Regions from separate parts of the Homo sapiens genome. Here regions 2 and 3 are each linked to region 1. Evidence: chromatin contacts called from ENCODE Hi-C or POLR2A ChIA-PET data. All regions are on one chromosome and are shown on one strand. The core of a region is the stretch at or near the end of the contact, and the rest is flanking DNA. Distances in the headings are between cores, read along the strand shown. Region 1 holds the start of EOGT-DT (EOGT divergent transcript). Region 2 overlaps LRIG1 (leucine rich repeats and immunoglobulin like domains 1). Region 3 overlaps SLC25A26 (solute carrier family 25 member 26).

Evidence for each region. A loop is a pair of places that touch in the nucleus more often than their neighbours do. ChIA-PET counts read pairs that join two places held with the same protein, here RNA polymerase II (POLR2A). Pooled maps may share reads with other maps.
Region 2: a loop to region 1 is called in a pooled map, with 5 times the contacts of the local background. The contact joins the enhancer-like site here to the promoter of EOGT-DT in region 1. A Hi-C loop is called at or near these places in 5 of 50 pooled maps. POLR2A ChIA-PET finds 5 or more read pairs at or near these places in 2 of 52 experiments (WTC11 and activated CD4-positive, alpha-beta T cell).
Region 3: a pooled map shows a loop between it and region 1 (2.1-fold over the local background). The contact joins the enhancer-like site here to the promoter of EOGT-DT in region 1. A Hi-C loop is called at or near these places in 1 of 50 pooled maps. POLR2A ChIA-PET finds 5 or more read pairs at or near these places in 2 of 52 experiments (OCI-LY7 and endothelial cell of umbilical vein).

Annotation. Positions count from the first base shown.
Region 1 is chr3:69,011,737-69,014,436 of GRCh38, forward strand. EOGT-DT (EOGT divergent transcript) reads left to right here and starts at 1,384. Exons shown (of 1, transcript NR_185971.1): 1 at 1,384-2,700. EOGT (EGF domain specific O-linked N-acetylglucosamine transferase) reads right to left here and starts at 1,948. Exons shown (of 18, transcript NM_001278689.2): 1 at 1,838-1,948; 2 at 779-1,063; 3 at 200-255. RefSeq lists silencers at 1,266-1,815, 1,876-2,175.
Region 2 is chr3:66,481,559-66,484,494 of GRCh38, forward strand. The region is part of intron 1 of LRIG1 (leucine rich repeats and immunoglobulin like domains 1); the gene reads right to left. Among named protein-coding and RNA genes, the nearest start is that of LRIG1, 18 kb to the right of the region's middle. Within about 2 kb of position 1,638, at least 26 of the 41 ENCODE cell types and tissues checked have a DNase peak (open chromatin) inside an H3K27ac peak, as active enhancers do.
Region 3 is chr3:66,300,834-66,303,933 of GRCh38, forward strand. The region is part of intron 5 of SLC25A26 (solute carrier family 25 member 26); the gene reads left to right. Among named protein-coding and RNA genes, the nearest start is that of SLC25A26, 81 kb to the left of the region's middle. Within about 2 kb of position 1,623, at least 5 of the 41 ENCODE cell types and tissues checked have a DNase peak (open chromatin) inside an H3K27ac peak, as active enhancers do.

The DNA of each region.
Region 1 (2,700 bases), core at 134-2,633:
CTTGGAGTAGTTAAGTATTGTGGTTTTTCACTTTGGCGGCCCTCAAGAGTATGGTGTTATCTGCTGTAAATCTGATCTGAATTACAATAACATTTTCACTTGGAGCTTTTATCCAAGAATGAGTTGACAGCAGTTTTATAAAAATTTAAAAACACATATTAATAGTAACAATGACTCTACTTGTAATAAAAATATATACCTCTTGAATCTTCAGAACCACTCAGAAGCTTCTGTGATGTTTCAGGTCTCTAAAACCTGTCAGAAATGAAACATATTACCTTAAAAGGATGCTAAAGTAAACCTGATCATTCAGATGATGTTGTGAATTAAAGGAAATATTAAGAAAGAAAATAATGTAACGTGATAACTCTCAGCCAGAAGGCCTGGCCGGTGGTGCGCTTTCTTTTCCTTAATGAATACCACACTGCTATACTCGAGTTCACAGGCACCACCCCCAACACAGCAACTCGGACCAGATTCCAATGGGGAACGGGAGGAGGTGGCCCACTTTCTACAGGCATCCACTGGAACTGGCCAACAGGATACTTAGTGGATCAAACATTCCCAGAAGCAAACAACTTTCCCATTCTCACAGCAGTAATCCCACTGGCTGAATCACAGGGCTACCCACCTAGAGTGGCGAGCCTGAGGGTTCCCAGGCCTTCCTATTTTTTGACTCGTCCTTCCCGGTAATAAAGTCATTGTTATGACCAAGCCCTGACCTTTGGTTATCCAAGTCCATTGTCCTCCAGTGAGCTCTGGCCATCACTAAACTCACCGATCAGTGGAGAAGTAACGCTTAGGCGATGGAAAAAATCTAAAGACGCAGATCAGAAAGCTGGCGTCTGGCGAGGGCATGTACCCACTTGCATAAGGCGGCTGGGGGTGGCTGCTGGGCCTGGCACAAAGCCTTCCTGGTGTCGGTCGTCCTGCAAGGCCCGCCGGGATGGGTGGCTGCACTCCTCCAGCACACGGACGCTTTACTGGCCAGGCTACTTTTCCTTCAGCTCAAAGCAGCTGGAATCACTCCACTCCAGAAACCCTTGATTCGATTTCCACAGGCCTAATGAGGAAGGAAAAAAGGGAAACATCTGAAAGATGATGGATAGGAGGCAAAACCTGGGGTTGACACAGCGGGCGAAATGGGGCAATGTCGCAGAGAGAGAGAGCTTGGAAAAGTTTAAAGACGGCAGTGGGCAAATGGAAAGTTCAACACGTGAGACCCCGAATGACACCTCAACGGCTGGCCCCTACTTGTGCCAAAAAGTCTCTCGGCGGGTGCCAGGCAGGGCTCAGGAAGTGCTCGGCTGCCCCTTGAACGTCAGTCCCGGCAGAGCCCAGCTGTCCGCTTGAACGTCAGTCCCGGCCAAGGGCTGAGGGGTCAGTGGCGAGCACCCCGCCGCGGCTGAGACGCCGCGCTGGGGTTCCGGACCCCGGGCGCCGCCAGGGATTGCTTCGGGGTCGGTGATCTCCCGGGGCCGCCCGCCACCGTGCACCGCGGCGCCCCGGGTCCCCAGCGCGCCTGGGAGGGGCCCCGGGGAGCGGCTCCGCCCCGGCTGGAAACCTGGTCAACGCGGCTAGGGCCCGGGGCCCGCCTGCGCTCCGGGCGCTGGGAAGGGGCCGGGCGCCCGGGGCCGGGGAGGGCCAGGATCGGCTTCCGACGCCCGCCTCCCGGCCCGCAGGGAATGGGAAGGCGCGGGCGGAGTGCGTGCGTAGGCTATAGCCCTCCGGGAAGCCGCGCCGGGAGCGGCTACCACCCGGGCAAGAACAGCGCAGAGCGCTGCGGCGGCGGGAAGGAGAGCGGGGGAAGGCTCCGCAGATTGCGGGGGAGTCCCACCTGGAGCCGGGGCAGCCGTGAACTACCGAGGAGGAGGCGGAGGAGACGGCGGCTGTTCCAGAGGAGGGAGTCGTCATAACCGGCTACTGCCGCTCACCGGAAACCTCGGGCGCGGGAGCTGGGCCAGGGGGCGCCAAGGAGCAGCTGGGACACCTTGGCCAGCCGGCGCCGTGGGCGGGCTCGGGCCCCGCAGAGGCAGGACCGGGACTACACCCAGGAGGGCCAGGGCGCGGGGCCCGACGCTCGGAGCGGCTTCAGCCCGGCGAGCGGCCTCGACCCGGCGAGCGCAGCAGGGAGGGGCTCAGAGTCGAGGAACCATCTGCCCTTCCTGGCGTTCTCCCGCGAACGTTCGCGCGAGTCCGCCAGCTCCCTCACCAGGGCCGGAAAGACCGACGGCACGTGCCGGCGCCGGACGCCCATCTCCATCGCAGCAGCCCGCGCCTCCTTGAGCGAGAGCGTTAAAGCGCTCAGAGGATGTTAGGACGGGGTGGGTAGAAAACCTGACTCTTCGTGTCTTCTGCGTTGCACTGAGGTGGATTTTTACTTTTGTCTTATTTCAAGCAGAAGTTGCCGCCCTAACTTCCAAATTTGGGGACTGAACATCGTTCACCGAATACACTTTGTGATGGTGAGGATACTTTGGAGTCCACACACATTTTAAAAGCAGTATAGTTTTACCTATCCGTAAACTCATCAAGTTCAAATGCTACTCTGTGGAGTTTAATTTTTATGGTTTTGTTAATTTACTTTATTACTGCTTATAATTATTTGAACTCCCATCCCCCACTGTCTTTTCCTCTAAGCTCCCCCAGGCCTAGTATTCCATCTACAGCACAGTAGAGTTGATCATTAAATAGTGACTA
Region 2 (2,936 bases), core at 388-2,887, 2.5 Mb before region 1:
GCACACAGAATTAAGTATTTCAAAAGATGTTTTTTATATTCCCCATGGCAAAGGAGCAAAATTAAAATGCTTCTCACCACAGAAACTGACCTGGCATTTCTTTCCCTTAATCCTTTCAATACCAAATTACTCCTTACCTTTAAAACCTTTACAGGAAGTAGTGATCTTTGTGGCAGGAAGACAAATAAACGAGAAGGGATGTCTAAAACTCTATCACAATTATCTATGAGAATGCTCGTTCAGTGCACTACTTTTACTTTTCAAAGCACATGCATACAATGACAACTCACTTTCGAGACCATGTTTACTTTGCTGAAAGCCACATTCTAAACATGGGCTCGCTTGCAGAAGGGAAGCAGCTTACAATTCAACCTTGTTTATGCTCCAAGTAGGTTTGACAGAAAAACCACATAAATTTGTTTTAAAATAATTTCCATTTGCTGGAAGCTGTTCCTGAAAGGTTCTCAGCCACGCTAATCTGCGCTGATTCCTACCAGCTGTAGGTACCAGGCACCCTGGCCACAGACCGGGCAGCCTGGGCACAGGCAGGCTGGCTCTGCAGAAGGCTGCAGCAGTACAGGATCAACAGAGCCACTGCAACAGTCCCCTCCGCAACACGCGTCCACATCTGTTTAAGAAGAACCCAAAGATGTCCTGGTTCAGAGTCAAAACATGTGACATGCCTGTTGAGAGCACAGTTTTCTATGCAATTACACCTGTGCTCTCTCAGAAACACAGCTTCCCTAGTACCAAAGAGATGTACTGTGCTCAAGCCCAAAGACCACAGTGGAGGACAGCAGATGATGTACTGGGCTGAGCATCAACAAAGGAAGGAAACTGAAAAAGGAAATATCTGGGAGTATCCTGTGTAAAGTCTTCAGCCTCAACATCCAAAGAAATGCAGATTAAAATAATCTGAGGCAATTTCCATCCATTAAACTGGTACATGATTACAGAAATAAACAGCATTTAATGTTTGTGAGGGTGTGGGACAAGCACAAGTTCACATGTAAGTTGGCAGCCTCTTTCTCAGAGGCAGTGGTACCGAAAATATTAAGAATCTGCATATCCAGCGCTATCTGAATTGGGTAACTCATCCTAAGGAAATAAATGGCTAAACATTTATGCATAAGGATGTCTATCAAAGCTTAGGAAAAAGCCTAAATGCCCAATATCAGAGAAACTTTACAAGTTTTATGTAAGTTGTGTAATAATTTATTATACAATAAATATTAAAGCACATTTTAAAAACTGCTTAAAGTCAGGGAAAATATTCAAGATATTGAGTCTTTAAAACATAACTGAAATAGGTATTCAGCCTCACACATTACTGGAAATTTATACACTATCCAGTGATAATATTTATCACCGAACAATGAAATCAGTTGTTTTTTCTTTTGTACTTTCTTCTTTATTCAATAAATGCCTAACATTTGTCACCAGAAAATCAAAAGTAATAAAGACATAGTAACTAGGCTAACAGATCAATAGCACCCCCTCCAGCACCCCCCGTAAGGCCACCAAGACAGTAATCTGCCTAGACTATTCCAGCTCACTGGGGACAAAAGGCTTCCCTACAGCATCACAGTCCAAGATCTCGATAGCCATTAAAAGAAACATGTGAGGCTGAGCTCATCAGGGAGAACACAGCTTCCCATTGCCCCTTGCTAGCATGCCTGGGAGACTGCCCAGAGAGGAGCTCTGCCAGCTGGGTTCGCAGTGCTCTCTCTGCCATGGATGGAGATCCTGCGTGTCTGAGGATGGGGGTGGGGGCCAATGTCTCACATCTGAAGTCCAAGCTAAAAAGGCCCAGATTTAGAAATGTATCTGCCTGAAGTCTCCTGCCATAGAAGCTTCTATCAATTTACATAGTTACTTGGGCTGGGTCCACAGAGGGCAGGGTAACCTGTCCTTAGTGTTCTCACAGCTCCCTCTGGTCAAGGAAAGCAGTCTTTCTCTCTGCCAGCAGCAAAGAGGGAGAAAAGCTACCTTGGCCTGGTCATCCTTTTTGTCAAAGCAGAGGCCTGAGCAAAGTAAGAGCTCAAGCAACCGAAACCAGCTGCCTGGCGAGGGCTCAGCATAAACTGAGCAGAATAACCACAAGGGGAAGGGTGTCTAGACAGCCTCGGTCTATGGAAGAAGCCACCCTCCCCTGCAGTGTCAACTCTGGAAAAGCAGGCTCCAAAACGCGGCTCCAGCAAAAGAGCAGATGAGAGACCATGTCAACAGCTGGGAAGGGCACCGCGGGCTCCCTCGCCAAACGCAACACAGAGGAGAGCGCCTGAGCCTGGCCCACCTGCCAAGGACAGCCACCAGCAATCCAGCAGGGACGAGGCGCCCGAGGACCTCATGTGGGGACAGTTCACATGCACTGCTTTAACTACAAAGCCACTTCAGTGACAATTCTTGCATATGGGACTTTTCCAAAATTCAGAGAGACCAAAAAGACCGCCAATTCTAAATGTGGCAGGTAAACAGCCTGTCATCTTTTCAACTTCGGTTCTATTTGTTTCTTCTTTCTTTCCATTCTTCTAAGTTTCTCAACACTTAAGAGACTTTGGTGGAGGGTGGTGAGGGGTATAGGAAGCTACTAAACAAGCAAGGTATATTCAGGAAATACACAGATGAAGCCTGGGAGGTCTGAATTATTCTATCTGGCAGAGGTATTTCCACAGGACATACAGGACTCTACAGAATGAATGCCACTATCTCTATCTACACTGGTATCTGTCACGAGCATTTAATGTGTCACAGGCTTCACACTAGATTCTGGGAATACAATGGTGGATTGGAAACAAAGCCAGTCACTGCATTCAGGGAGCTTACAGACTAATGGGGTAGTCAGAAACGAATCAAACATTCACACAAAACTTCTATACATAGCACTGCAGAATCCTCACGATGGGAATCTAACTTAAAGGGAACGTCAGCCATGG
Region 3 (3,100 bases), core at 373-2,872, 2.7 Mb before region 1:
TATCTTGTTGCATTCACTTGTTAATCTGTATTTATGCTTCTGTATATGCAGAGTTTTTTGTTTTTTCCAACACAATTTAAAATTCTACTTAAAAATTACTTGTTTGGATTTCTAAGCAGATTTGGGAATTACGGCATTGAAAATACTTTGTTGCTTTTTATGTCTCAATAAAGTCTATGCATTTTTATAATATTGGACCAGTGTTTGACCTGCCAGAATAAAATGATGATAGAACTCATTGTGTCCTCAAATAATTGGATTCTGAAATGGAAGATAGGGTTCATGAAGAATAAAAAATAGTAGATCTCATGTAAAGGTGAAAATTTACTTTTCTTTTTAGTATTCAACTCAAAATTGCCAGTTTCCCTGAATTTATTATAGCAATTTCTCTTGTTTTAAAATGAAGTGAAATGTGAAGTTAATTTACATACTAGCTGCTTTGAAGTGTAATTTTGCTTGCCAAGTTGTTACAGATTTTTATACAGACTTTTTAAGGAATTTAGTAATAATGCTGCCACAGTGTGTAGGACAAGTTCATGCCTTGCATCTTTGATGGGCGTTAGAATTGTTTGCCACAGTTCCCACTCTGGTTGGAGGGCACAACCAATTCGTCTATGCCTTTTGACTTCCATGCCGGAGAGTGTGACTTCTGCATCTGTTTGTTAGTATTTTTATGTAAGCAGAAGCCAAGAATGTCATTAGAAAGTAAAACTTTAACAAGAGGGACTGAATCCTACTAGGCCAACATAATTTATAGAGAGCAGGGGCTAACATTTTCATTTGGGAAAAATGCTTCCATTTCTATACGTGTTTAGACGGAGTACCTTAAGCATTGTTTTAGTCTTTTCCTATCTACATGTTACCATTCAGAACTTAGGTGGATGAAACACATTTTATATGTAGTTACAGAGAGATACAGAATTAAAAGCCTACAGATACAAGCATTAGAATTGTGACGGGGGTAATTAGAAACATGGAGTCTGAAGGTAGCCTATCTGGATTCAAATCCCAGCTCCAGTACTTAGCCATGTGGCCTTAGGCAAGTTATTTAAACTGACTTATTTTGTTCCTCTGTAAGATGAGAGTAACAATAATACCAACCTCATAAGGTTGTTGGGAAAATTACATGTGTTCCTGCATATGAAGTGCTTAGGACAGTGCCTGAAATACAGTCCTATATAAATGTTATAATTTATGATTATTGTTGTGATGATAATGATGATAATATCACTAGCAGCTCCTCTGAAACTTGTTGGCCTCATCCAAGGCCTATCACTTAGCTTTATCCCCAGTGTCTCTAATACTCCATCTGTTGTGCAGAAGTATATCCTGAACCTTCCTCCCTCTGAATTTGCCCACTTGGCACCTCTTCATTTGCTCTTACAATCTCTAGACCATAAATTTCAAAGACGTGGCCCAAAATGTTGGACTCAAGGTTTTTGCAAACTACAAGCTAACATGTTAAAATTGAGTGGTTTCATATACAACTCCAGTTATCCAAGTTTTCTTGGACAATCTGGGTATCTGGTCATAGTGGGCCTACATTTCTGCATGGCAGTAATTGTCTAGAACAGAGTAGCGGCTGCTTGTTTTGACAGAAACTGCTCTCCATGTCATCAGAGTCCCTGCCACTTCCTGTTGTTTTGACACTTTTCTCATTCTAGTCATCGATATCATTTTTTTGGGTCATGTAATACTTATTTGCTGCCAGCAGTTTAGAGTAAGCAGCGGTTCTCCACCATGTGTTCTGCACACTCATACTCCACTAGGCCTTTGCTGATAGGTCACCAGATTTTGATTCATGTGTAAAACATACATTAGTTAAAATCAAGTATGCATAATAGTGTTTTGGCTTTGTCTGTCAGAAGCAACATTGAGCTGGGCAGGTGTGCTTGTGTATTAGAGCTAGATACAACTTGGTGAAAAGGTTAGCCCATATTTAAGTTCAAACCAAAGAACAGTGATTAAAGCCCAAGCCAAAGAAAATTGAGATATGGGAGAGCTTTGCCTTCTGAGTGTGTAAGGGAGCACAGGTGGTGCACGCCATGTGTTCAGTGTCTCAGTGCTAGGGAGTCAGCAGGGATAAAGAAAGATAACTGATGCCTTAGAGCAGAGTTTAAGGGGCTGTGGATTGTGTCCATGGGGACCCCCCTTTGCATTCCAGGCTGTGTAGCAGCATCCCTGGCCTCTACCCACTAGATACCAGGAGCACCTCCCGTGAGTAGTGACAATTTAAATGTCCCCTGGGAGGTTGAAAGATGCAGAAGACATTATAATATAGTAGTTATCATGGTCTAGTCACTGTTGACATCTTTAATACTGCTTTTAGTCTTTGAATCCTTTGAAATATTGGCTTTGTACTCCACTTTTCTAAAGCATTCAGTATTTATTTTATGGCCATTTTACTACAGTATCAGAGAGGAGATATACTTCTCTCCCCCTCTCTAGTCAAGCACAACTGCAAGTATCTTTAAGGCGCAGCCACCTTTAAGGAAAGACTTCTGGGAACAGCTAACTGTGTTGGAGGAACTGGGCTGTGGCTCGTCCTCTGCTGCTCGTTAGCCCTGTGAACCTGGGGAGGCTAGCTCCCTCTCTTAGTCTTGGCTAAAAGTGAGGTGGCTGGATCAGATAATCAGCAAGATGCCTTCCAGGTAAGATTAGGCTGTAAGTCAGAAAATATTGTAGGACTTCTGAAACTTTAACTGCCAGTCAAGATCACTTAACTAGAATGTCCCACATTTTTCACTCCATTGAAATGAGTAACTTCAAGTGTCATGTAACATCAGGATCACTTAGGGGAATGTCTAGAGGTGCAGTAGATGATTGTTAGCTTTCTGTTGCTGTGTAATGAATTACCACAACTTTAGTGGTTTAAGGTGACATATATTGATGATCTCATGGGTCTCTACAGCAGCAGTCTGAGGACCGCGTGGCTGAGTTCTCCATTCACTGTTTCACACAGTGACAGTCAAGGTGTTGCAGGGACTGTGATCTCATCTGAGGCTAGGGTCCTCTTCCAAATGCACAGGGCGGTTGGCAGATGGCATTTCCTTGTGGCAGTATGACTGAGGATCCTGTTTCTTGTTAGCGATTGGATGGT